Regions from separate parts of the Homo sapiens genome. Here region 1 is linked to region 2. A link is an interaction called in ENCODE POLR2A ChIA-PET data of the cell type or tissue named here. Cell type or tissue: IMR-90. All regions are shown on one strand. Each heading gives the region's core, and the rest is flanking DNA. Links, peaks and the distances in the headings are about the cores only.

The links. ChIA-PET counts read pairs that join two places held together with the same protein. Peaks named below come from ENCODE experiments on the same cell type or tissue, not always from the same donor. Only the 100,000 strongest peaks of a DNase experiment are listed, where the experiment ranks them.
Region 1: POLR2A ChIA-PET joins it to region 2 with 13 read pairs; 9 of 35 experiments call an interaction of 5 or more read pairs at or near these places.

What each region holds. Positions count from the first base shown.
Region 1 is chr11:126,414,791-126,425,463 of GRCh38, reverse strand. It overlaps KIRREL3 (kirre like nephrin family adhesion molecule 3), which reads left to right. Exons shown (of 17, transcript NM_032531.4): 17 at 441-2,106. The coding sequence ends at 884. Among named protein-coding and RNA genes, the nearest start is that of ST3GAL4, 64 kb to the right of the region's middle. RefSeq lists silencers at 8,510-8,679, 8,780-8,909 and an enhancer at 8,676-8,970. In IMR-90, for the core only: no CTCF peak of the experiment used is centred there; a DNase peak (open chromatin) is centred at 5,443; H3K4me3 peaks cover 245 bases; H3K27ac peaks cover 469 bases.
Region 2 is chr11:126,284,990-126,301,175 of GRCh38, reverse strand. TIRAP (TIR domain containing adaptor protein) reads right to left here. Exons shown (of 5, transcript NM_001318777.2): 2 at 10,591-10,714; 3 at 10,215-10,373; 4 at 8,121-8,699; 5 at 6,243-7,508. The coding sequence starts at 10,281. The coding sequence ends at 7,489. It overlaps TIRAP-AS1 (TIRAP antisense RNA 1), which reads left to right. Exons shown (of 2, transcript NR_187388.1): 2 at 6,582-6,880. Among named protein-coding and RNA genes, the nearest start is that of TIRAP, 10 kb to the right of the region's middle. RefSeq lists enhancers at 7,864-8,368, 15,989-16,068. In IMR-90, for the core only: no CTCF peak of the experiment used is centred there; no DNase peak of the experiment used is centred there.

The DNA.
Region 1 (10,673 bases), core at 602-8,601, 130 kb before region 2:
GCTGAGGAGGCTGAGAGAGCTAAGGCTGAGACTCCCCAGTTCTCTTCCACAGCCTCCTCACATGTAGATTCAAAATGAAGCATCCATGTTCTGGATAAAAACAATTAAAAAGCCTGACTTTCAAATGACCCTGCATTGCCCTGACATAAACCCAGTCAAGAGCCTCTGCTTCCCTCCTTCGGCCCTCAGCCCTCACCCTTGCCGTCCCTCCCCTCCTGGGGTCCGCAGTCCCCCTTCTGCCATCTCCTGTTCAGTGTCCTTCTTCCCCTGCACCTTCCCTGCAGCTGTTCACCCCTGAGTTTGCTCCCTACCAGGTTGCTCCCTTCCTCCTGTTTTCCCTCTTCCCTCCCCGCATAAGGGGACGGGCTCAGCCTGGAAACCCCAGCCACGCTCAGTGGAGACTCCACCAGGTGACGCTCCTCTTCCTCTCGCCCATCCAGGACCCCACCAATGGCTACTACAGCGTCAACACCTTCAAAGAGCACCACTCAACCCCGACCATCTCCCTCTCCAGCTGCCAGCCCGACCTGCGTCCTGCGGGCAAGCAGCGTGTGCCCACAGGCATGTCCTTCACCAACATCTACAGCACCCTGAGCGGCCAGGGCCGCCTCTACGACTACGGGCAGCGGTTTGTGCTGGGCATGGGCAGCTCGTCCATCGAGCTTTGTGAGCGGGAGTTCCAGAGAGGCTCCCTCAGCGACAGCAGCTCCTTCCTGGACACGCAGTGTGACAGCAGCGTCAGCAGCAGCGGCAAGCAGGATGGCTATGTGCAGTTCGACAAGGCCAGCAAGGCTTCTGCTTCCTCCTCCCACCACTCCCAGTCCTCGTCCCAGAACTCTGACCCCAGTCGACCCCTGCAGCGGCGGATGCAGACTCACGTCTAAGGATCACACACCGCGGGTGGGGACGGGCCAGGGAAGAGGTCAGGGCACGTTCTGGTTGTCCAGGGACGAGGGGTACTTTGCAGAGGACACCAGAATTGGCCACTTCCAGGACAGCCTCCCAGCGCCTCTGCCACTGCCTTCCTTCGAAGCTCTGATCAAGCACAAATCTGGGTCCCCAGGTGCTGTGTGCCAGAGGTGGGCGGGTGGGGAGACAGACAGAGGCTGCGGCTGAGTGCGCTGTGCTTAGTGCTGGACACCCGTGTCCCCGGCCCTTTCCTGGAGGCCCCTCTACCACCTGCTCTGCCCACAGGCACAAGTGGCAGCTATAACTCTGCTTTCATGAAACTGCGGTCCACTCTCTGGTCTCTCTGTGGGCTCTACCCCTCGCTGACCAGAAGCTCTACCTACCCCTGTGCCTGTGCTCCCATACAGCCCTGGGGAGAAGGGGATGACGTCTTCCCAGCACTGAGCTGCCCCAGAAACCCCGGCTCCCCACTGCTGCTCATAGCCCATACCCTGGAGGCTGACAAGCCAGAAATGGCCTTGGCTAAAGGAGCCTCTCTCTCACCAGGCTGGCCGGGAGCCCACCCCCAATTTGTTTGGTGTTTTGTGTCCATACTCTTGCAGTTCTGTCCTTGGACTTGATGCCGCTGAACTCTGCGGTGGGACCGGTCCGGTCAGAGCCTGGTGTACTGGGGGGAGGGAGGGAGGAGGGAGCCTGTGCTGACGGAGCACCTCGCCGGGTGTGCCCCTCCTGGGCTGTGTGACCCCAGCCTCCCCACCCACCTCCTGCTTTGTGTACTCCTCCCCTCCCCCTCAGCACAATCGGAGTTCATATAAGAAGTGCGGGAGCTTCTCTGGTCAGGGTTCTCTGAACACTTATGGAGAGAGTGCTTCCTGGGAAGTGTGGCGTTTGAAGGGGCTGGAGGGCAGGTCTTTAAGATGGCGAGACTGCCCTTCTCAGCTGATAAACACAAGAACGGCGATCCTGTCTTCAGTAAGGCTCCACGAGAAGAGAGGAAGTATATCTACACCTCAACCCTCCTAGTCACCACCTGAAATAAATGTTAGGGACACTACTCCAACATGTTTGTTCTGTTCTTTTGTTCCTACAAAGCCACAGGAAGAACCCAAGAGCTCATAGAATGCGTTGGGAACCCAAGGTTCTCTGCCCTCCTTTGATTCAATCTTCCTAGACAATAAAGGCAGTTGATAGCTCTGATTGTGGTGGCAATTAAACCTACAGGCTGACTCCTCTCCCCTGTGGGTGGATTCAATCCAGAGGACGTGTGGGACTCACCAGCCACCTGACTCAGCCAAATATAGCTCAGAGGCAGAGTGGTCACACTAGATACTGGCCAGGCCATTCTGGACCCTTCCTCTCAGCAATATTCTGAAGGCAAAGTTCCCTCCTCTAGAGGTTCAGAGAACAAGACCCGCTGGAAAGAGTCTAGACCACCAGGCACCCTAACATTTTAATATACAACTCAAATAGTGTTCTAAGAAGGGCCTCGCTTGTGGGTAAGTTTGATGTGGTCATGGCAGATGGGGTGGATAAACAGGGGCAAGTTAGAGTGCTCGTTGAGGGAGTGGGATTCAAATGGAACTTTAAAGAACCCAAATTGTCCCTAAGGTGGCTTGGAGGTTCCTTGTCAGTTTTAAACCTTTCTTCTCCAACCTTCCCTGGTAGTTCTTACCCATCATGGGAACCTTCATCACACCAGTTTGTGCTTCTTTCCAGACACTGATTCCTTGGATGGTCCCAATCCACAGATTCTATACACAGCCTACACAGCTCCTCCACTCAGAGGAATTTTCTGCTTCGATCATATTTCCAAGTGCTTCGAAATTTCCCAGAAACCTGGCTATCTTCCTTTGTAGCCCCTAAGCCTGAGGGAGTAAAAACTGATCAGAAATGTTAAGTGTATGTCCACAGCCCACATTCTGCTGCTGGTACCATGCTGGCCTAGCATAGACATCAGGATGCTGGCCCCTGCCCTCTCTAGGTTAATCTCAGCAAGCTTGCTTGCTTTCTTTCCATATATGTTTTCCATTGGCTAACAGAGAATAAGGATCCAAGACCATATGCACAATGCCTTGGTGTGCTGGAATAAGGAAAAGATGACTTTAGAGGATCTGTTCATTTACTTCTCTTATTTCTCTTGGTCTTCCCACCTTGGATATGCGTAGACCATTTACCTCCTAGTCCTCAGCACAGCTGACCCTGCCCCTTGCTCCTGCTACACACACACACACACACACACACACACACACACACACACAGAGTGTGCACTAATAGGGTGGAGGTGCCCATTCTTCCATTCTTTCCTGGAAACCAAAATTATAAACGAGAAGAATGGGGAAGAAATATGTTCTATAAAATAAGCCCTTTGTCCTGTCCCTCGGCACACCCAGGGTAAGAATATGGACTGAGCAGAGCGCACCGGGGCAGCTGCAAACACTAGGCTGCACGGTGCCCAACCCTCTTAGCACTGTCCAATGCCCAATGCAGCAAAGAATAGCCCAAGGGATAGGAGGTCACAAGGATGATCTTTGTGAGAGACAAGAGCATGGAGGGAAAAAATGAGGGGGATCTGGAGGACTCTGGGGCATTGAGAAGCCTGAACTGAGCTGAGTACATCCCTCAGCTGTCTCCAGCACTATCTATTTCTCACAAATGAGTGGGGGTGCAGAAAAGCTGGTGAAGGGAGGTGCTGAAAAACAAAGGCAGTGGGAAGCCCCGAATTCCCCCATAGGTGATTTCACATTAAATAAAATGAGTGCTCTACATTTGTAATCTTATTTAATGCTCACAATTCTACGAAGTATCACCATTTTACAGATGTGGGTTGAGGCTTAAAGAAGCCAGAAAACTTGCCCAGCGTCAAGCGCTAACGAGTGACAAACATGAGCTTTATACACACATTCATCCTAGAATGTCGCTGGAAGTGGCTGATGGTAAAGGCCATCTGCTAGCATGCGCTCTGGGGCAGGCCGGGCGAGGACAAGCACAGCTCCATTAGGAAGGCAAGACTGTGCTAGCATGCGCTCTGGGGCAGGCCGGGCGAGGACAAGCACAGCTCCATTAGGAAGGCAAGACTGGCGTCCTCCACCCTAAGTCCCCAAATGACCCGGAAAGACCACAAAGCCCTGGGAAACAAAGCTCTTCTGTGTATCAAATCACCCCCACCTCTACCAAGGACGGCAGCCAGTCTTCCGATAGCTTTAAACTTCATTACTGGCTCAGAGTCACTGGACGGAGGCCCAGTCTCTAATTCTCAGGTTCAAGATCAGTCGGCCAAGGCCAGGGTTATTTCCACCACCTCTTCCACTTTCAGGGAATAGGAAGTACTTTCACGTGAAGAGCAAAAATGTCACATCAAATCCATTTCTGACGAAGCCTTTTTGAACAAATTCTATAAAGCAAGAGGCCATGAAGCCGATTTTAAGTTTCCAGAATGGAAAGGAGCCAGGGAAATGAAAACAAACATGGTGCAGTCCTTGGGAGATTTCTTAGAACAAGAGAAAGGAGTCAACCAAAATTCCATTTCTCACTTCCTGGTTGGAGAGGAGTATGTGCTGCTTGGGTCATTTGCTATTATGGAATCAGAACCGAAGGCACAAGGTACATACACACACACACACACACACACACACACACACACGTTTGATTAGTTCTTCCCAGGTATTATGTGTGCGGTTTGTCCTGGCACCAGAAAAAAAAAAAAAAAAAGACAAAAGGGAGTCTTGAGATTAGTTTCTTCTCTGGGAGCTTTCTCTATAAAACACACTTTTTATTGAAATAAAAATATAAAAATGTAAATAAAGACTATCTTAATTTGCAAATAGATTTTTATTTTAAATGCTCCTTGGTGTGCACATCTAAAGAAACAAACACTTAGATGTAGACCAATGACAACTAAATCTTAAATTTCACTTCCCCTTTCAAAACGGCTTTTGAAAATCTCTTATCTAAGTTGTTCTTAGGAACTGTAACCACATACCAGCAATTTGCAGCTTTCAAATCAAAATTAGCAGCAGTCTCTGGGAGTCACTGATAAAGAGCTCATTCACTGATAGCCGCCTCTCATTTCCAGTGAGCCTCCAACCATCCTTTCCCCAACTCCTTATGTTTCAGTGTTCCTAACCAGGTCATAAACTGAGAAAAATTTTAAAAAATTTAAAAGCTCCTCTTCTTTCTAGAAATAAGGAATTGTTTTCCTGGCCAAGTCCATGTTTGCCGCAAAACCATTAATTCTTTCCCTCTCTAACCGCCATTCTTCCTTGGCCCTCCTCCCGTCCTCGCTAACAGCAAGTTCTTTGACATACACTGAAAGCTTTCATTACTACAAGCCCTATAAGTCTTCCTACTCCCACAGCCTCCATCTTTAAAAGGCCTTCTGTGAATATACACCATTCACAAGATACGTCATCAAATTGTCATCTACATCCCTGGTTATATTTATGCCTCTGCCAATATCTGCCTGCCACTCCATGTTCCCAGTGCTTTTCTCGGAAACAGTCCACTTAGCCCACCCACGGGGCTGAGACAGCCTCATCCCCTGAGTAGAGAGCTTCCTTGAGTTCCCTGATTGGAGAATACCAGACAAGAAATAGCATTTCTTTCCGCTGTTCCTTAACCTTACGGCCCTTGGCAATATCTTGGAATGCTGAAAACATTCAAAAAATGGTTCTTTGTAACTGTCTTCTTTATGGTGAATCTAAACTATTAATGCTCAAAAAGAAGGCTAGTGAGGTCTCAGGGAGTCCAGATGTTCCTGGAAATAACTGGAGTTTAACTAAATGGAGCTTATCTGAAATCTATACCCAGTTATGCAAGAGAAAAAGTACTATTCTGGATAGAAGCTGAATATAGGAAGGGATTCATCCCTCTGAAGATCACTTTCTTTTTTTTTTTTTTTTTTTTTTTTTTTGAGACAGACTCTCGCCCTATTGCCCAGGCTGGAGTGCAATGGCACGATCTCGTCTCACTGCAACCTCCACTTCCCGGGTTCAAACGATTCTCCTGCCTCAGCCTCCCGAGTAGCTGGGATTACAGGTGCCCACCACCATGGCCAGTTAATTTTTTTGTATTTTTAGTAGAGATGGGGGTTTCACCATGCTGGCCAGGCTGGTCTCGAACTCCTGACCTCAGGTGATCCACTCGCCTTGGCCTCCCAAAGTGCTGGGATTACAGGTGTGAGCCACTGGCCCCGGCCTGAAGATCACTTTCTATGAGACAAAGTCCAGGTGGACTAAGTTCAAGTTACCACTTTCACCTCCTTTGCAAGGAAAATAAAGGGCCAGGCTCTGCTGCCCAAGGACTAGGAAGTACATTTGTGACATTAATGGGCATTGCACTTCAGAGAAATACTAAAAGAAGAAGGCAAGTAGAGATAAAGTGATGCAGACAAGGATTTAAGCAGAATTTTCAGATAAGAGCTTCCTATTTGACTTTTAACAGAAATTAAAAGTTTATCTAGCTCTCCTGCCATGCAAGGGCTCCATCAGTGCAACATAAATTCACTGAGAAAAAGAGCACAGACCTGAAGGCTATCTCCAACCAGACTCCACCAGCTCCATGCTTAGTAAGAAGAGAAACGGGGAGACACTCCTTAAGTGTGAAAGTTGGTGATCTGTGTAAATAGTGTTTTGGGAAGACTCAGAATGATAGATGGCTCTGGACTAGCTCAGTTCAGCAATTCCAACTCCAATCCCCTAGGGTTGTTTCAACATCTGAGCCTGCTCTCATTCTCTCCACCCAACACCACTCTCCCAGCCTTCCAAGGCTCTTGAGAGGAAGCTATGTCTCTGTTCAGGTGGTGTGTGTTTAAATTGTTACCTTTCCCTGGGAACCCAAAATGGGGCAAAAAACAGCACCCGCCTCCCAAAGTTCATTTTTCCCTGAAAAATTCTTGCCAAGCCCTGTTGTAATAACCCTCTTAGCACTGGGGTCTCTCCCACCTGCTTCACACCATCTGCAGTCCCTTTAAGTGAAGAAGTGGAGCCTTCCCATACATTTGAGCTTCTCAAAAATCTGTCATCTAATGAGACTCAAGGTTCATCTCTTCTTATTTATTGGGCACAGGATCCCAAAAATCTCTAACAAGAGAGATAAACTCAATGAGATTGAACTGGACAGGAAAACCAGCTATAACTACAGACAGACACACACCCACACGCACACCACGCGCATACCCCTCCTTAAACTTTTAAGTCAGAAAGGTCTGATTTCTTGGAACCACATCTAGTACAGAATTATGGGAATGTTGGAAACTAACAGTTTTCCGAAGCTATAATGAAGACTTCAAAAAGGTTGGAGAGATTAGAATAGAGCTGACAAACTCAGGTTATACTTCTCAACCTTTGTTTAGGAATCTACTGTGGCATGCTAGGTACCATTGAAATGGATAATGTCTCCCAAGAAATCTCTTTCCCCAAGAATCCCTAAAGGTGTCCGACTTCAACTTGAAAACCGCTAATAGCCGAGCGCGGTGGCTCACGCCCGTAATCCCAACACTTTGGGAGGCCGAGGCAGGTGGATCACCTGAGGTCAGGAGTTTGAGACCAGCCTGGTCAACATGATGAAACCCCATCTCTACTAAAAATACAAAAATTAGCTGGGCGTGGTGGCAGGCGCCTGTAATCCCAGCTACTCGGGAGGCTGAGGCAGGAGAATCCATTGAACCCGGGGGTCGGAGGTTGCAGTGAACTGAGATCCTGCCATTGTACTCTTGCCTGGGTGACAAGAGTGAAACTCTGTCTCAAAAAAAAAAAAAAAAGAAAGAAAGAAAAAGAAAACCACCAATATAAAGCAGTTTAAACACTATTCATCGTTTGATTATGCAAAGCCTGTGTTGCAGTCATTTCACTGATGTCTTACCTTCCCCTACCTACCTTGTGGGTGATTTGAAGACAAAGACTTTTCTGTAACCAGCCATGTTACTCACTACCTGGCCAAGTATTTGGCCCTACAAATGTACCTAACCTGTTTCATACCCTCTGGCATTTTCCACGATGCAAGGCAGCTTTCCAATTAATATTGATATCATACTTTACACTCTACAAAATGTTTTTATGATCATTTTCCCATTAGGTCTTTAAAACCTCATTGTGAGAGAGACATGCATGATCACTGCTTTGCAGATGGAGAAGCAGAGGTTTACTCGGCTAAACGACAGAGCAGGGAGTTGAACTCACGGTCCAACTGTCCCTATTTGGTGTGCATCGCACCTTACTGTCTCCCACAAAAACCTGTTCCAAGCTCAAACTCCTCGTAGGCTAGGCAGCCTCTGGAGGAAAGCAACGGAATGCATTTGTGTCCTTGGAAAATGTAAATAAAATCCTTGGCATCCAAAATTAAGGCACACCATGTGATGTGAACACAGAGTAACATTTATAAGTGTTCCCGCACTAGAGACCTTGACTCTTATCCTGCCCAGCAAGGTGACGAAGCGGGGAGTCCCTTCTCTCCTCCGGGCCTCAGTTTCCCCTCTGTGGACTTCCAGGATCTAAATTCGATGGGACAGAGCTCTTCCACTCCCTCGCAACCTAAGGCAGTTTCACCCCAGCCTCTGCGATGAACCCAAAGCAGGTGGCATGACCGAGGCCCAGCGAGAGTTCGGAGGGGCGCGGCCCCCTAGTCCGCCCAGCCTCCCCTGAGCCGTCGCCAAGCCTTGAGCCGCTTGCCAGGGAGGGGCCGGCCTCGCCTGAGGCGGGGCGCCGGGGCCAGCATCCCGAAAAGCGCGGGGAGGAGGCCGTCAACCTGGACGAAGCGCGACAGGCCCTGCGAGATTCCGGGCGGGTTCCCACGGCCGCGAGGGTCGGCGCGGCGCCCATGCGGACAACGCTTGCACGGCCCTGACGCCAGGGCGGGGCGAGCTACATCAGTAGCTCCTCCCTCCCCTGCCCTGCCCGCCCCTCCGGAGAGGAAACTGCGCGTGCGCCTAATTGACGCCGCTGAAGGACACTGGGGCTTAGCGCAGGCTTTACACGCAGGCCGTAGAGTCAAGAGGCCCGTGCGATGATCCTGCTGTCCCCAGCAGCCTGGGTGAGACCCAGGAATCTCTATTCCCAAGTCTCCCTAGGTAATTCTGAGACAAGCGGTTCTCCTTAGCTGGACCCACCCTTTTGTTGCAGAGAAATGACTGGCCCACGTTCTTACAGAAAAAGGCGACAGAGGCTGGTGGAGAACCCAGATCTCCTGACTTGCCCTCAAGCACGTGCCCTACTGTGCTCTTTCCCCTCCTCATTTCCAGGGTATGGTTTAATCAGTCCCAGGCAGGCTGGCAGGCAGTTCATTCCCGTTGGTTGGGCTAATTGAAGACTGAAAGTCCCTTTCCCAGAAAACCAAAGAACCCCATCCAACAGCCCCACATCAAAGCCCCATTCTCAGCTCCGACCCTTGGCCAGTATTGCCTCAATCTGCGTAGGATGTTGGGCACCCTGGAGAAAGCTATCCCCACCCCCCCAAGCAAACAATGGTCTATTTGGGTATACACACACCCCGCATTCACAGTCTTCTCAGTATGTGAGCAGGAAGGACTGTCCGCACACAGAATCACAAACAACCCACCAAGAATGTAAAATGCTCCCATATCTACATGTGTGCGTGTGTGGAGTTTAGACGGGTCTGACCCACCCCTGTGTGCCGGATTCTAGCTTGAGTTTAGGCACGTTCAGTAACAGGCAGTGGCCTCAGTCCAGGCCAGCTGGATCATGTATGCAGACAGCCATTCTCAATGGCCCCGGATGGGAAAACGGACACTCCCTTGCATCTCCACATGAGCGGCAGCTGGGGACGCATCGGGGTGAGCAGAGTTGAGATCCCCACACGCTCACAACCCCTGCTGTCTGCAAGCTCGCTCCCCAGGACACAGCCTTCAAGACAAAGTTTGCCCGTGTGGAGGGGAGTGGGCTTGGGGCTGCAGATGCTGGGGCTCTACTCGCTCTCAGAACCCCCCTCTCCCCTGGCAAAGCAGCCAGGCTGCTGAGAGAGCAGCCCTTCTGTTCCCTGGGAGGGTCCTTGGGGCCATTCTGGGGGATGAAGTGGGTGTCCACAAGGCCATTCCAACGCTCTGTGGAGAACCATGTCATCTTCCTCTGTTCCTCCCAAACTGCTGCCCCTCTTTATCTGTCCTGTCCCAGCCTGGCTTGTCTCAAAACCTCAAGGCCGCAACTCTTTCCGAGAAAGCCAGGAATACAGCTGCCAGTTCCATTCCCCAAGTGGGGAGTTCCAACTCTCCCTCCTGGCTCCAGATGTAAAGGAACAGCTGTGGGGTGGCAGGAAGCCCAGTTGGCAGCTAAGCAGGATCTGGGAAGATGGAGAACGAAGGCGGGAGAGACAGGCAAACGGCAGGATTGTTAGGATGCTAAAGACCTAGGAAAGAAGCCGTTTCATCCCCTGGCCCAGCAACTGGCTGTTAGGCCTTGCCAAATCCCTTCCACACTGCCCTCCAGGCCTGCCCATCCCATCCTGGCAGCCTGGGCCGCTGGCAAGACCTTCCATAAACTCCATTTTCTGGTTCCCACTTAATCTGAGAAGGGAAACTTGGCTTTCTTTGTCTGACCCCACCCCTGTCCTTAAAACACATACCTCCCAAGCATGAGATTTGGGTAACTGAAGAATGGTGGGGAAGAGAGGAAGGAAGGTGGGAGAGGACTCTGGCACTCTCGTCTGGCATCCTCCAGCCCCTCCCTCCTCTGGGCAGTAACCCAGGGTGCCGGGTGCCAGGCTGGGTGCCTGCAGACGGGTGCTGTGAGCACCACTCACTCTCCTGCTATGCCAGG
Region 2 (16,186 bases), core at 3,800-11,799:
ATCTCCCAAAGTGTTGGGATTACAGGCATGAGCCACCATGCTCGGCCAAGCTCTTTAGATAAGATGATCATGGACAGCCTCTCAAAAGGTGACATTTGAGCTGAGACTTGAATGATGAGAAGGAACCAGCCATATCAGCCATATGAAGAGCCCAGGCACAGTAAATATTAGCTGTCAAAGGCCCTAGAGCAGTAATGTGCTTGACATTTTTAAAAAATAGGAATGACCGTGGGGCATGGTGGCTTACACCTGTAATCCCAGCACTTTGGGAGGCTGAGGTGGGCGGATCACTTCAGATCAGGAGCTCGAGACCAGCCTGGCCAACATGGTGAAACATAGTCTGTACTAAAAATACAAAAATTAGCTGGGTGTGGTGGTGTGCGCCTGTAATCCCAGCTACCTGGGAGGCTGAGGCAGGAGAATCACTTGAACTCAGGAGGTGCAGGTTGCAGTGAGCCAAGGTCGCGCCACTGCACTTCAACCTGGGTGACAGAGCAAGACTCTGTCTCAAAAGGAATGACCTGTGTAGCTAAAATATAATGAGCAAAATAGAAACATTTGAAATGAAATAGTAGAGAAATGTATTCATTAGCGGCAAAATTAATCAATATGGGTATAATTTTGATTAAAATATAAAACCAGAATTCTACTCTTCAAAAAGGCCTGGCTCATGCCCCACGTGGTGGCTCATACCTGTAGTCCCAGCTACTTAGGAGGCTGAGGTGGGAGGACCACTTGAGCCCAGAAGTTTGAGGCTGCAGTGAGCTATAATCACACCACTGCCCTCCAGCCTGGGCAAGAGAGCGAGGCTTTGTCTCTTAAAAAAAAAGAATGCCAAGGAAAGGATGAGCTCATAGGAAGCCTCAGCTACCAGAGGTTCTATTAAATACCAGACCTCAGTGTGAAAGGAATCTTTATGGTAGTAGTTAAAATTCATTTCCTCAGTTACACTAGCCACTTTGCAAGTGCTTGATATCCACTTGTGGCTATCGTATGAGCACAGATGGAGAACATTTTCATTATCAAAGGAAGTTCTACTAGACAATGCTGTATTAGCTTACTCATTTATTATAAAGCCCTGTTCAATTGTTTTTCAGAAATCTTAAAATTTCTCCCACGCAAGGTGCGGTGGCTCACGCCTGTAATCCCAGCACTTTGGGAGGCCAAGGCGGGTGGATCACTTGAGGTCAGGAGTTTGAGACTAGCCTGGCTAACATGGCGAAACCCCATCTCTATTAAAAATACAAAAATTAGCTGAGTGTGGCAGCAGGCACCTATAATTCCAGCTACTCGGGAGGCTGAGGCAGGAGAATGGCTTGAACCTGGAGGCGGAGGTTGTAATGAGCCAAGATTGCACCACTGTGCTCCAGCCTGAGTGACAGAGCGAGACTCTGTCTCAAAAAAAAAAAAAAAAAAAAACCTCCCAAATCTTTTCTTTTTTAGTCTAAAGAAGGATTGGATACTTCCCAGTTCCATTTCAGGGATTATAACAGACTAAACTGAAAACAAGTCAGCTACAAAATACCCGAACATTCTGGATGTAAAATTTAAAACATTCTTTTAGTTACGTTGCTGAGCTCTCAAAAAAGTAAAATTTGCAGGAACCAAAAATGATGTGGGAGTTTGAATCTATAGAGTGGTAAGGGGATTTTTAAGGTGGAAGCTATTTTAAGGGCCATTGCTGATCTCTAGACGTCTAGGACCCGATTCAAGGGACAAGAGACAAGACCTGAGCTTATGTAAAGAGGAATTAAGATACAGAACTTTCTATAGAGCTAAGAACCCTGAAGGTCCACTAGCTCAATGAAGGGGCCAACAATTTTTTTTTTTTTTTTTTTTTTTTGGATACGGAGTCTCACTCTGTCGCCCAGGCTGGAGTACAGTGGCGCGATCTCAGCTCACTGCAACCTCCGCTGCCTGGATTCAAGCGATTCTCATGCATCAGCCTCCTGAGTAGCTGGGATTACAGGCACCCACCACCACGCATAGCTAATTTTTTTGTATTTTTAGTAGAGACGGAGTTTCGCCACGTTGGTCAGGCTGGTCTCGAACTCCTGACCTTGGGTGATCTGCTCGCCTTGGCCTCCCAAAGTGCTAGGATTATAGGCGTGAGCCACCATGCCTGGCCAGGCCAACTATTTATAAAAAAGAAAAATGCTGCCCTACTAAAGGAGAGAAGGTGATTAGGAAACTTGCCTGCTTCAACCGTTGTTCCAGAGGGAAGAAGGAAAAAACCTCCTAAGAATTTATAACCACAGATGATTCTTCATGCAGACAGACTTCACATTCATGATTGTGTACATGATCCAGGACACTCAAACTGAAAAATCTACTTAAACTGGTCTTGTAGTCTTTATTGACTGTTTGTACCAAATTGACTCCAGGAGAAATGGAAAATCTAATTAGATCTATAACTCTTCAAGACATTGAAATTACAGCTTTAAATTTTACAATAAAGAATATTCTGGCCAGGCATGGTGGCTCACGCGTGTAATCCCACTGCACTCCGGCCTGGGCAATAGGGCAAGACTCCGTCTCAAAAAAACCAGAATATTCTAGGCTCAAATGGTATTACAGATGAGTCTACCAAACATTCAAGGAGCAATTAATTCCAATCTTAAATTCTTCAAATAATAATTAAAAAAAGGCTGGGTGCAGTGGCTCATGCCTGTAATTCCAGCACTTTGGGAGCCCGAGGTGGGTGGATCATGAGGTCAGGAGATCGAGACCCTCCTGGCTAACACGGTGAAACCCTATCGCTACTAAAAATACAAAAAATTATCTGGGTGTGGTGACACGCACCTGTAGTCCCAGCTACTTGGGAGGCTGAGGCAGGAGAATCGCTTGAACCTGGGAGGCAAAGGTTGCAGTGAGCCAAGGTTGCGCCACTGCACTCCAGCCTGGGCGACAGAGCAAGACTAAAAAAAAAAAAAAAAGAAAAAATTATGTATCAGAAAACCTACAACGCACACATTTAGTGGAGAAATGTGTGAAGCATTCCTTCTAAGGAATGAGACAAGGATGGCTGCTATTGTCACTTTGTTTTATTGGAGGCCTTAGGAACCACACAAGGAACTAAAGTTTTTGTTTTCTTTTGCAAATTGTATGACTGTTTATAGAAAATTCAACAAGACAGGTGTGGTGGCTCACACCTGTCATCCCAGCTCTTTGGGAAGACCAGGCAGGCAGATGGCTTGAACCCAAGAGTTCAAGACTAGCCTGGGCAACATGGCAAAACCCCATCTCTACAAAAAGTACAGAAAAATTAGTCAGGAGTGGTGGCACAGGCCTGTGGTCCCAGCTACTCAGAGGGCTGAGATAGGAGAATCATTGCTTGGGCCCAGGAGGTCGAGGCAGTGGTGAGCCATGATCACACCACTGCACTCCAGCCTGGGCAACAGCAAGTCCCTGCAAAGTTTATAGTCATATAGAATTAAGTAATTCAGCATGCTGCTTAATACTAGATCAATATGTGAAATAAATTACAATTCTTTATATCAGTAATAGATAAAAATGTAAAATTACCCTTTACAACAGCAACAGAAAATATGAAATGCTAGGGAATAATTCTAATAAAAAGAGGAGCTGACCAATGTGGAAAAGATAGAAAGCTTTACTGAAATACACTTAAAGACATAAGTAAATGGAGACATACTATTTTTATGAATAGGAAGACTCATAAAAATATCTGTTTTTTCAAAATCTACAAATTCCATGTAAGTCCAATGAAAATACTAACAGGCTTTTTCCTGGAACCTGATGGTTGAATAAACAATTTATATGGAAGAGTAAAGGAACAAGAAAAGTTAAAGTGATTTTTGATGGATAAGAAGAGCAGGAAGAATTGACATACAAATGGTGCAGGCTTATTAAAAACATCAGTGAACGAGGCAGTGTGGCACCAGCACAGGGATACACAAACAGATAAAGTAAAGGGAGGAGACTGGAGAACCCAGTAACAGCCCCCCACGTATGACAATATGTGACAGCAGTGACATCATAATCAGTAGGGGTGGGGTAAGGATGGACTAGTCAGTCAATGATGGTTATTTAAATAGAAAAAAGAATTGGATCTTTGACTAAAGAACAACAAAAACCCAAACAAAAAATCCAGGTGGATTAAAGACCTAAATATGAAAAGAAATACAGAAGAAAACAGATGTAGGGGAGGACTTCCTGAGTAAAACACAAAAAGCACAAAGTAAAAGGTAAAATATTATTTCAGGCTGGGCGTGGTGCTTCACGCCTGTAATCCCAGCACTTTGGGAGGCCGAGGCAGGTGGATCACCTGAAGTCAGAAGTTCAAGACTAGCCTGGCCAATATGGTGAAACCCCATCTCTACTAAAAATACAAAAATTAGCCGGGTGTGGTGGTGCATGCCTGTAATCCCAGACTTAGGCAGGAGAATCACTTGAACCTGGGAGACAGAGGTTGCAGTGAGCCAAGATTGCGCCATTGCACTCCAGCCTGGGCAACAAGAGTGAAATTCCGTTTCAGAAAAACAAAAAACAAAACCAAAAAAATTTTAATAAGTTAGAGATGCATACTTAAATATTTAGGAATAAAGTGATTTCTGAGGTTTGCTTCAAATGATCTTGTGGGGAGTGAGAGATATGAGTAGGGTATTATTGATAAAAGAGTAGCTCAGAGTTGGTAATTGTTGAAGCTAGCTGACAGGCACATAGGGATTCATCAAACTTCTTCCTTTCAGTATATGCTTGATTTTTTTTTTCATAAAAATGATGAAAAGGAAAAAAAATAACAATAGTTTACCAGTTTTCATCCACCAGATTAGCAAACATTTAAAAATATGATAACTCTGAACGTTAGCAAGAACATGAAAAAGTGGGAACTCTTAAACACAAATTGTAGGAACTTAAATTGGTACAGCCAATTTGGAAGAAACTGTGGCATCTTCTAGAAAAATAGTATGTATATTCTTTTTTTTTTTTTTTTTGAGATGGAGTCTCGCTCTGTCACCCAGGCTAGAGTGCAGTGGTGCGATATCTCAGCTCACTGCAACCTCTGCCTCCCAGGCTCAAGCAATTCTCCTGCCTCAGCCTCCCAAGTAGCTGGGATTACAGGCGTGCACCACCATGCCTGGCTAATTTTTGTATTTTTAGTAAAGACAGGGTTTCACTATGTTGGCCAGGCTGGTCTCAAACTCCTGGCCTCAAGTGATGCGCTCGCCTCGGCCTCCCAAAGTGTTAGGATTACAGGCATGAGCCACCACACCCAGCCCCAGCAGGATTTTCTAGGCTAAATCCTAGAAAATCTTGCTTGTGAAAATGTACAAAAAAGTTCAGAGGCTCATTGTTTTTAATAGCAAAAACCTAGGAACACCAAATACCCATTTGGAGAAGAATGTGTAACTAAATGGTGGCATATTTACATCGTGGGATGAAAGTGTATTATTAATAACTGGCATGTCATCCATCCGCATGGATAAATCTCACATTTGGTGAACAAGGAAAGGAATCTGCAGAATACAAACGCTGTAACGCTGTTTACATAAAATATAAAACCATGTAAAACTACACAGTATGCTGGTGGAGGTGCATACATATGTAGTAAATGTATAGAGAAAAGCTAAAAGCAAGAAGTTCAAAATTCAAAATGCTGGTTATTTCTGGTGGGGGAAGGGGAGACTGCAATTCAGGGCACAAAGGGACCACTATAAGGGATGATAAGGTTTTGCTTCTTAAACTGGGTGGTAGGCACATGAGTGGACATATTATTTGTTAATCCTTTTGTGCATAATAAAATAATTTTTTTTTCTTTTTTTTGAGATGGAGTCTCACTCTGTCACCCAGGCTGGAGTGCGGTGGTGCAATATCGGCTCACTGCAACTTCTGCCTCCCAGGTTCAAGCAATTCTCCTGCCTCAGCCTCCCGAGTAGCTGGGACTACAGGCCCACGCCACCACACCCAGCTAATTTTTGTATTTTTAGTAGAGATGGGGTTTCACCATGTTGGCCAGGATGGTCTTGATCTCTTGACCTTGTATTCTGCCCACCTCAGCCTCCCAAAGTACTAGGATTACAGGCATGAGCCACCATGCCTGGCCTTTTTTTTTTGAGACAGAGTCTCGCTCAGTTGCCCAGGCTCGAGTGCAGTGGCGTGATTTCAGCTCACTGCAATCTCCACCTCCCAGGTTCAAGCAATTCTCCTGCCTCAACCTCCCGAGTAGTTGAGACTACAGGCCCCCGCCACCACACCCAGCTGATTTTTTTTGTTTTTTTAGTAGAGACAGGGTTTCACCATATTGGCCAGGCTAGTCTTGAACTCCTGACCTCAGGTGATCCACCTGCCTCGGCCTCCCAAAGTGCTGAGATTACAGGTGTGAGCCATGGCGCCTGGCAAAATAGTTTATAATTTAAAAAATAAATTTTCTCTTTCTAGAACTAGAGATAGAAAAAATAATAAAAATTTTTTTCAGCAAAAGAGGGGTCATGATAGGGAGAAGTGAGAGGGGGGCACAAAAGTACACATTGGAGGAAATAATGAAATTCATTTCAGTTCAACAACAAACTTACTGAGAACAGATGAATGAAACCTTGCCTGTCCTATAAGGAATACAGTCATCTGCCAGAAGAAAAATGGTGATTCTTCCCAGTCCAAAGGTGAAGATGGTGACTGTGAAAGTATCAGCTTTAGCCAGACCACTGATGAAGCTCCCAGATGTCACAGCATCCATGGGCTTGTGATCTCAGGTGAAGGCATTGAACCCTGAGCCCTGGATTCCCATCTCTTCACTTGCTCCCTCCACCACCCCACCCCCATATTCAGAATGGCCTCTAGGCTTCTAGGTTTGTGTCTTTAATGGCACCTAGGCAATAAATAAAAAATACAGTGCAGTGCTGACTGCATCTTCCCTACAGCTCTTTGAAGTGAATCGATGTCTCTGGGAAGAGGAACAGAGTAGTGTGAGTGTGAAGGACTGGATTCTTGTTGCTTTCTCCTGATGCCCATTCCAGGGTTTCCCCAGGCAACTAGGAAGACCATCCATGGTGAGGCCTGCAATCTAGGCTTCTTGCTGATCAGTCAGGTGAGTCACTTCTTTAGGAGGGATACCAGTGTACGCCAGTGCCCAGTTCCAGGGGAAGACAGAAGTGGGTGCCAGGCTTCCTGTCCAGTTAGGCAGGAGATGAGTCCTGCTGGCCATCATTGATCAGTACCACTTCCTACCACCTCCAATTTCTGGCTTCCTCATGGCCTTCTTGGGGAGTCCCCAGCTTCCTCATGGCTTTCCTAGGGGGAATCCCCAGCTTCACGGCCTTCCTGGGGGAGTCCCCAAGCTCTCCATGGTCTTCTTAGGGAGCCCACAGTAATGGAAGCCTGATGGGTGCTCTGATCCCAGGGTCACGAGCAAAGCGCTGTGACTCACTCCCTATACCTCTTGTCACATTTGTGGGAATCCGAGGCCCTGCATGGGTTTTCTGTTTCTAGCTTCACTCCAATTTCCGGGGTCCCATGATATAACAAGTGTCAACTGAGTGTCTGCAGATCTGAAAGAGACCAATCACAGCGTTGTCACACCTCCCAAACCCAGCATCTGTTTTCCCCAACAGGTCCTGCCTCTTCTATCTTTTTATCTATTACACTTCCAAACCTACTGCAATAGCATGGCCCTCCCCAGATACACTTATATGCACTTCTTTCCTATTATTTTGCATCATTTTGCCTTACTAAACCAATGTCCCTCCTGGCACCTTCCCAGCTCTTGATGGACATCTCCAGCCTGATCTCAGAGAAACCTAATGCTATTACTGTTACTACTACTAGCTATTAACTTGAGGACCTGATTTGTGCTAGGCGCTGCCTGTTATGAATACATGTGCTAGGCCATGTTCTGAGCCCTTCGTGTATATACTGTTCTCATTTCATAGCAATGGAAACCTGTTGGTCAGTGAGGAAACCAAGGCACAGAGCGGGTGAGTAACTTGGCCAAGTTACTTTTTATGGGTTAATAAGTGCAGGAGCCAGGATACAAACCCCGACAGCCTTTTCCAGAAGCTGCGCTTTGAACTACTAGGCTACAGGGCTGTCTCCTAAAAGTCAAAGTAGATCAGATACTGTAGCTGAATCCCGTTCCCCTTCTCCCTCCTGTAGTAGCTTACAACGCATGACAGCTTCTTTGACTTGACGAAAGCCACCATCAGGGCCCCTGCCATCGACGTAGTACATGAATCGGAGCTCAGGTGGGTAGGCAGCTCTGCTGAGGCCCGACAGCAGGGGGATGGTGCAGCCCTCGGCCCCTGGAGCCTCGGTCAGGGCCTGCAGCATCTGGTACTTGCACCAGGGGTCCTGAAGGAAGCCCGGCGTGATGAGCAGCACCCGGCAGTGACTACTGCTCAGTGCCTGGCACAGCTCGGACACTATAGCGCCGCCTGGGGTTGCATCCCGGAGTTGCAGGAAGCAGCGCAGGCTGGCAGTGCTGCCTTCCAAGTAGGAGACCAGGTCCTGGGCGGCCACCAGGTCTTCCTCACTGTGGCACACGCAGACGTCATAGTCTTTGCTCCAGCGACTACTGCCACTGTCACTCGCATGTGTGGGTGGCAGGCTGGGAGACGTGACTGAGCTGAGGCTTGGGGGTAGTGGGCTGTCCTGTGAGGTAGGCTGTGAAGCATCGCTGGAGGTGCTTTCTGGGGAGTTGGGCCTCTTCTTGGGCTTCTTCAGCAGGGTCTGCCTGAACCAGTCTGTGGGGGAGAAACACTGCTCAGGCCTGTGTGTTACCAGGTGCCCTCTCACTGCCCACACAGGGAGGAGCCCCACCTCACAGGGAGGACAGACAGACTGCAGCCCACCTCCCTGCACTGGGAAACATCTTATTCTCAGAGACCTGTTGCTCCACTATTTTTTTTTTTTTTTTTTGAGGCAGAGTCTCACTCTCACCCAGGCTGGAGTACAGTGGTGCGATCTTGGCTCACTGCAACTTCTGCCTCCCAGGTTCAAGCGATTCTCCTGCCTCAGCCTCCTGAGTAGCTGGGATTACAGGCATGCACCACCACACCTGGCTAATTTTTGTATTTTTAGTAGAGACGGGGTTTCACCATGTTGGTCAGGCTGGTCTTGAACTTCTGACCTCATGATCTGCCCGCCTCAGCCTCCCAAAGTGCTGGGATTACAGGCGTGAGCCACTGTGCCCAGCACTCTGCTATTTTTGTTTATCTTTTGGGACTTGCCTAAAAGTGCCCTCTAAAGGTAAAGGTTTTGGACGTGTCAGAACTCTGGAATCCTTATGTGAGAGTGTTCCACCAGCCTGGTTAAGAGAAATGGCCTTGCACTACTCCAGGCCCTTTGATATCTGGTACCCCCAGCCCAGCCCACCTTAAGCAGAACTTCCCACTAGAGCTGACTAGTCAACCACCGGGAGTCTGCAGGCAGAGCTACGTTATGCTAGCAAGGATCCATCAGTCCCAAAGCCCACTTTCAGCACTGAGGGGAGGTGGACTTAGATTAGGAAGGGCTACGTATACAGGAAGGAAGGGGTACGGAGGACTGGCATCTGTTTGGCCCCAAGAAATCCTAGATTGTCGCTAAATGGGGAAGAGGCTACTGCTCAGAGTTGCTGAGGAGCAGAGAGCTTCGTGATTCAGAACCCACACTCTGGAGTCAGGGACACGGCTTTGACTGTGGACTTGTGGACCTGTCTTAGTTGCTGAAAGTTAACTGAGATAATGCAGTGTCAGGTATGTCAGGGAGCCGGGCCTCTTCTTGGGCTTCTTCAGCAGGGTCTGCCTGAACCAGTCTGTGGGGGAGAAACACTGCTCAGGTCTGTGTTTGGAGTATGGGACTCCATAAGGAGATGAAAACAGCTTCCCCAGCCTTTGATAAGGACAGATAGTTGTGGTGGGGATTGATTCATTTTCTCTCTCTGCTTGGCTTCTCCTCTAAATGGTTCTGGAACAAAGATTTGGACGACAAGAGACAGTGTTAAGCACTCAGCACAGTGGTTTCCAGGCTAGGAAAGCTAGCTGAGCAGGCCTGGAAAACCTTTGAGCCAAAAGGATAAAGATCTGGCTGAGCTGACGCAGGCCTCCCCTCCTCACTCTCCACAAAGCATCCAGGCCCTGAATTCAGGTCAGGAGTTCCCCACGTCAGCCTTCCTGCGTCTCTCTGAGTTTGGACCAGGCAGGCCTCCCACCGCGCCCTATGGAGGCTGAGCACTACACTCAGGAACACAGCAGAGTCGCGAGTCCGGTTCCACTCACCAGCCATCTTGCCTAGAGGCTTCTTAGGCCGAGAGCCAGGAGCTGGGAGGGAGGTCGATGATGCCATAGCGTGGGGGTCAAAACTAGCCCCGTGAGACCAGGCATTGGTGAAGGGGGAGGAGGGAGGAGACCCAGTCTTGACCTCATGGAGCAGCCATCCTACAGAGGGTAGAGAGAGAGAATCACAAAGGCTGCACTTACCCTGCTCTCATTCCCCATGGATGAGCTCTGCGAAGTTCTGTTTCTCTCCTAATGCCTGACAGAGGCTTCTTCTCTAAATGGGTCTTTCATTCCTCATGAGATTAGGGCCAGACACGACTGTGATTGGAGCTGGATTCTAGATAAAGCCAAAGCTGTGTAGTGTGGTCAGACTTACAGGGTATGAGCTCAGCATGACCAGCTGAGGAACTGTTCTCTGCTCCACCTGGCCAGGAGGATATTCGGGATCTGGGGAAGGGCAGCTGGCAGGCAGCTCTTTAGAAGGACTTCCTATGTAAGGCCTGAAATGGCAGAAGAAGGACAGTTGCTATTTGGACAAATAATTATGTATCCAGATAGACAGAAGCTGAACAGTAGAGAGAGAGCACATGCAGGAAATCTTGGGAGACTTTTCCTCCAAGTCTGCCTCCCCCTGAATAACTCCATCCATAGACCCATCGCCCCTGCAGCCGTCAGCTCAGGAAGGTCATGTCAAAAAGTGGTACAGACTGCAGACTGCAGGTAGAGTGCCTGATTCTCATCTCTGGTTAACCGTGACCTTTGGCCACCTTGCTAAACTCGTTTCTCCATCCGTGAAATGGAAGTACTAGAGCCTCCTTCTCAGCATTATTGTGAAGATTAAATGAAATCATTTATGTAAAGTCCTAATGGTGCCTGGCATGTAATAAATGCTTAGAAAATGTGGGCTACTATGTATATAAAATAATCTAGATATTGGAGGGGTATATTATGTTCATGGTTTATTAAACTTGTAATGTTAACGTTTCCCAAACTGATCATTAATTCAGTGCTGTTCCAAAGTCTAGAAGATTTTTGTTTTTTAGGTTTTTTGGTGGGGAGGTTGTCAGACTGCTTCTAAATTTATATGGAAATACAAAGGCCCAAGAATCCCTTAGAAAGGCAACCTGCCATGTTCTTTTCCCACCGTAGTGACAGAGGATGTCCCTGATGGCGGACACTCTTTCAGCCTTAAGTTTCTGTGGAGCAGAGCCTGTGGGGGCTGTAGTATTCTAGTGACACTTCTCCTGTGAAAGGCTGGCAGAGCAACTGGCACAGGGCTGCTTTCTCTTTGGTGGATCTGTGAGATCAAAACAAACCTGAGAACTCATGGAAGCAAGTATTATTAGACACACTAAAATAAAAGGTTTCAAAATTTAAAGAATGTGGCCAGGCACAATGGCTCACGCCTGTAATCCTAGCATTTTGGGAGGCCAAGGCGGCGGATCACCTGAAGTCAGGAGTTCAAGCCTAGCCTGGCCAACATGGTAAAACCCCTGTCTCTACTGAAAATACAAAAATTAGCTGGGCATGGTGGCAGGCGCCTATAATCCCAGCTACTTGGGAGGCTGAGGCAGAAGAATCTCTTGAACCTGGAGGCGGAGGTTGCAGTGAGCTGAGATTATACCACTGCACTCCAGCCTGGGCAACAAGAGCGAAACTCCATCTCAATAAAAAAAATTAAAGAATGTCATTCTATGCTGCACATTAATGCTTTGTTCACTGATGCGTAGAAGACAAGGGATGCTGAGGATTTGTGATCATATATCAAAGTTCAAAAAAGAAGTAGAACTTAAACCATAGCAGCAAAGGAGGCAGAGCAAAGGGTTGGAATGGGTACAGGAACCAGAGAAGACATCTGAAAAAGCAACACAGCTAAATGTGAAGCCACCAAAACGGCACTGGACGTTGACTATGAGTATGTATATGAGTTTCTTTTCTTTCCTAATATGCTTGGGATTTCAGACAGCCTAAGTGGTAGGCTGCAGCTAGGGCCGTTCAGGATGCCTTTTTGCCCCCAGTAGTAAACATGATGTCACTTGGTTTTTGCATTTTTTAAATATTTTTTCAATTCTGTTTTAATTTTAATATTAATTATTTGGCCTTGGTGCACTTGTAAACTAGAGCATCATTTGATTTGTAAATATTCTAAAGGTTAAAAATTAACATAATATGTTAATCTACTTAATATATGTAGATTTTAAAGTTTCAGTTTCTCATTTTATGAAATGACTTGCCCTTTTGGCAACGCATGCTAATTGGGGGAAATTGCTTTTCCATTGCTTGGTTAAGAAGAAATCCAGTTGTCCAGCAGTATATGCCACCAGAAGTGCGGTGGTATAAGCCCTCATGAGAAACATGGAAACGTTTTAAAGAGAAAAATAACAGCACCTTTGACAGGATAATTGAGCAAGATGGCAGGTAAATTCCAGTAACCATACACACTGCCTACTTCCTGGAATCCAAGACGCCATGCACCTTCCCTGTTCCTTTTCAGTTCTTTTGTAGCTGGAGCTGTGGAACTGTCACATATTCAAACACGTGTTAATCTTTCCAAGACCTGGTAACTGTCATCATATCTTGAGATGTGGTTGACAAGTAGGTAAGGTAATGAACCCAAATCTCCAACTGGAAGCTCTACTCACTAGCTCTGCCTATTCTCTGATTTGCTGTGTGGTCTAATACGCAGTCGCTTTCTTTGTGCTTTGAAAAAATTCATAAAGTAGAATCATACCAAAAATACCCACTTTGTAAGAACTATGACTTGATAGAAAATTAGTAAAGGGAACGGGCTCAGTGGCTCATGCCTGTAATCCCAGCACTTTGGGAGGCCGAGGTGGGCAGATCATGTGAGCTCAGGAGTTCCAGACCAGCCTGTCAAAACCCCTTCTCTACTAAAAATACAAAATTTAGCCGGGTGTGCTGGTGCTCCCCTGTAATCCCAGCACTTTGGGAGGCCGAGGTGGGCAGATCATGTGAGCTCAGGAGTTCAAGACCAGCCTGGCCGACAGGTCGAAACCCTGTCTCTACTAAAAATACAAAAATTAGCCAGGCATGGTGTCGCACACCTGTAATCCTAGCTACTTGGGTGGCTGAGGCTGGATAATCCCTTGAACCTGGGAGGCAGAGGTTGCAGTGAGCCGAGATTGCACCACTGTGCTCCAGCCTGGGTGACAGAGCGAGACTCGATCTCAAAAAAATAAAGAAAAGAAAATTAGTAAAGAATTTCTTCAGAAAAGAAGTAGCACAATACCTTTAGTGCTTTCTAGAATGCTTTTCCAATATTATGTGCAGAAACTGATGTAAAGGAAACATTATGGAGTTTTGCTGTATAAAATCCAAAGTGGGCTGGGCACAGTGGCTCATGCCTGTAATCCCAGCACTTTGGGAGGCCGAGGTGGGCGGATCATGAGGTCAGGAATTTGAGATCAGCCTGGCCAACATGGTGAAACCCTGTCTCTACTAAAAATACAAAAATTAGCTAAGCGTGGTGGTGCGTGCCTGTAATCCCAGCTGCTCAGGAGGCTGAGGCAGGAGAATCACTTGAACCCGGGAGGTGGAGGTTGCAGTGAGCCGAGATCATGCCACTGCACTCCAGCCTGGGCAACAGAGCAAGACTCAAGTCTCAAAAATAAAAAAAAAAAAATCCAAAGTGTATTTAGTATCCAATATCAAACTGGTCTCCAATTTCTATTATATAGGGAATGTACTGGAGCCTGTGAAGGCATATAATTAGAATATGTATCTCTTAGAGTTCATATTCGATTTCTGTTAAGCAGGAATCACTATCTGGGGTAGACAGAATAGTGGCCCACAAAGAGGCCCACATCCTAATCCCCGGAACTGAGAATATGTTACCTTCCGTGGCAAAAGGGGATTCGGCAGCTGTGATTAAGAACCTTGTGATGGGGAGGGATTCCTGGATTACCCAGGTGAGTTTAATGTAACCACAAAGATCCTTTCAAGAGGGAGGCAGGAAGGTCTGAGGCAGACGAAAGAGCTGTGCCAAGGGAAGCAGGCGGCAGTGGGATGCAGGTGGCCTCTAGAAGCTGGAAAAGGCAAGTCCATGGGTTCTTTCCTGGAGCCTTCAGAAGGAGCACGGCCTTGCTGACCCATCTTAGAACGGCAGGATAATCAATGTGTGTTGTTTGAGGCCACTAAGTTTGTGGCAATTTGTTACAGCAGCAATAGGAAACTACTACACTGTGTCTGATTAGATCAGGCCAATGAATGGAGAAAGTATTGGATTTCAGTTGAGTGCTAAAACCTGGTCTGTTTAAAGGTTCAAATTGTTTGAAACAGTTTTTACATCTTTAAATAAATAAATTACCATCTATACTTCACCTGACTTTGACTTTACATTTAAAAGAATTTTGGTTTCAAAGGCTGTTTTGTTCTCAAACACTTGCTAAAACGTTTGGGTAGGATTAATTATGGTTTGCAGGACAATGTCACTTAAAGTCCTGAATATAATTCATTTATAGCTTGATAGACACAACACAGTGTTCTCAAAGAGGTTTGTAGACTATGGTGCAGACCTAGGGTGGCCCCCTGTGTTCACACCTGGGACTGTGAGAAGGACCCATGACTTTCTTTTTTTTTCAGACAGACTCATTCCATTACCCAGGCTGGAGTGCAGTGGCACAATCTCAGCTCACTGCAACCTCTGCCTCCTGGGTTCAAGTGATTCTTGTGCCTCAGCCTCCTGAGTAGCTGGGACTACAGGTGCTCGCCACCACATCCAGCTAATTTTTGTATTTTTAGTAGACACGAGGTTTTACCATGTTGACCAGGCTGGTCTGGAACTCATGACCTCAAGTGATTGGCCCACCTCAACCTCCCAAAGTGCTGGGATTACATACAGGCATGAGCCACCACACCCGACCTTTTTTTTTTTTTTTTTTTTTTTTCCAGAGAGGGTCTTGCTCTGTCACCCAGGCTGGAGTGCAGTGTTGTGATTACAGCTCACTGCAGCCTCAACCTCCAAGGCTCAAGCAGTCTTCCATCTCAACCTCTAGAGTAGCTGGAATTAAAGACGTGAGCCACCACACCTACCTAATTTATTTTTTTCATTTTTTAATTTTTCTTGGTACAGACAGGATCTTGCTTTGTTGGCCAAGCTGGTCTCCTAACTCGTGGCCTCAAGTGATCCGCCCACCTCAGCCTCCCAAAGTGCTGGGATTACAGGCATGAGCCACCATGCCCAGCTTTAATTTTACTTTTATCTGAGTCTTCTTGCTAGGGAAGATTTTTTAAAAACCAGACTCAAATAATACAACTATAAGGGGAAAAAATGATAAAATAAAAAACATTAGAATGAAGAACTTCTGTTCATCAAAAGACATAAATAGGAGAGTGAAAAGGCAATCTCCCGAGGGTTAAAATGTTTAAAAATATATATCCAGGGCTGGGCACAGTGGCTCACACCTGTAATCCCGGCACTTTGGGAGGCCGAGGCGGGCGGATAACTAGGTCAGGAGTTCAAGATCAGCCTGGCCAACATGGTGAAACCCCATCTCTACTAAAAATACAAAAATTAGCTGGGTGTGGTGGCAGGTGCCTGTAATCCCAGCTACTCGGGAGGCTAAAGCAGGAGAATCGCTTGAACCTGGGAGACGGAGGTTGCAGTGAGCTGAGACTGCGCCATTGCACTGCAGCCTGGGTGACAGAGACTCCGTCTCAAAAATCAAATAAAATATATATTATATATATATATATATACACACACACACATATATCCAATAAATGTCTTATATCACAAATATTTCAAGGACTCAATGGAACTAGTAAGACGACAGAAAAATGAGCAGAAGAATTGAGCAGGCACTTCACAAAAGGAATATTCAAATGAGCAATAGACATCAAAACAGTTCATTAGTCATCAGAGAAATGCAAACTAAAACCTCAATGCATCACTGCTGGGCACTCAGCCAAATGGCTACAGAGAAAAAGACTATCAAGTAGTGGTAAGAGTG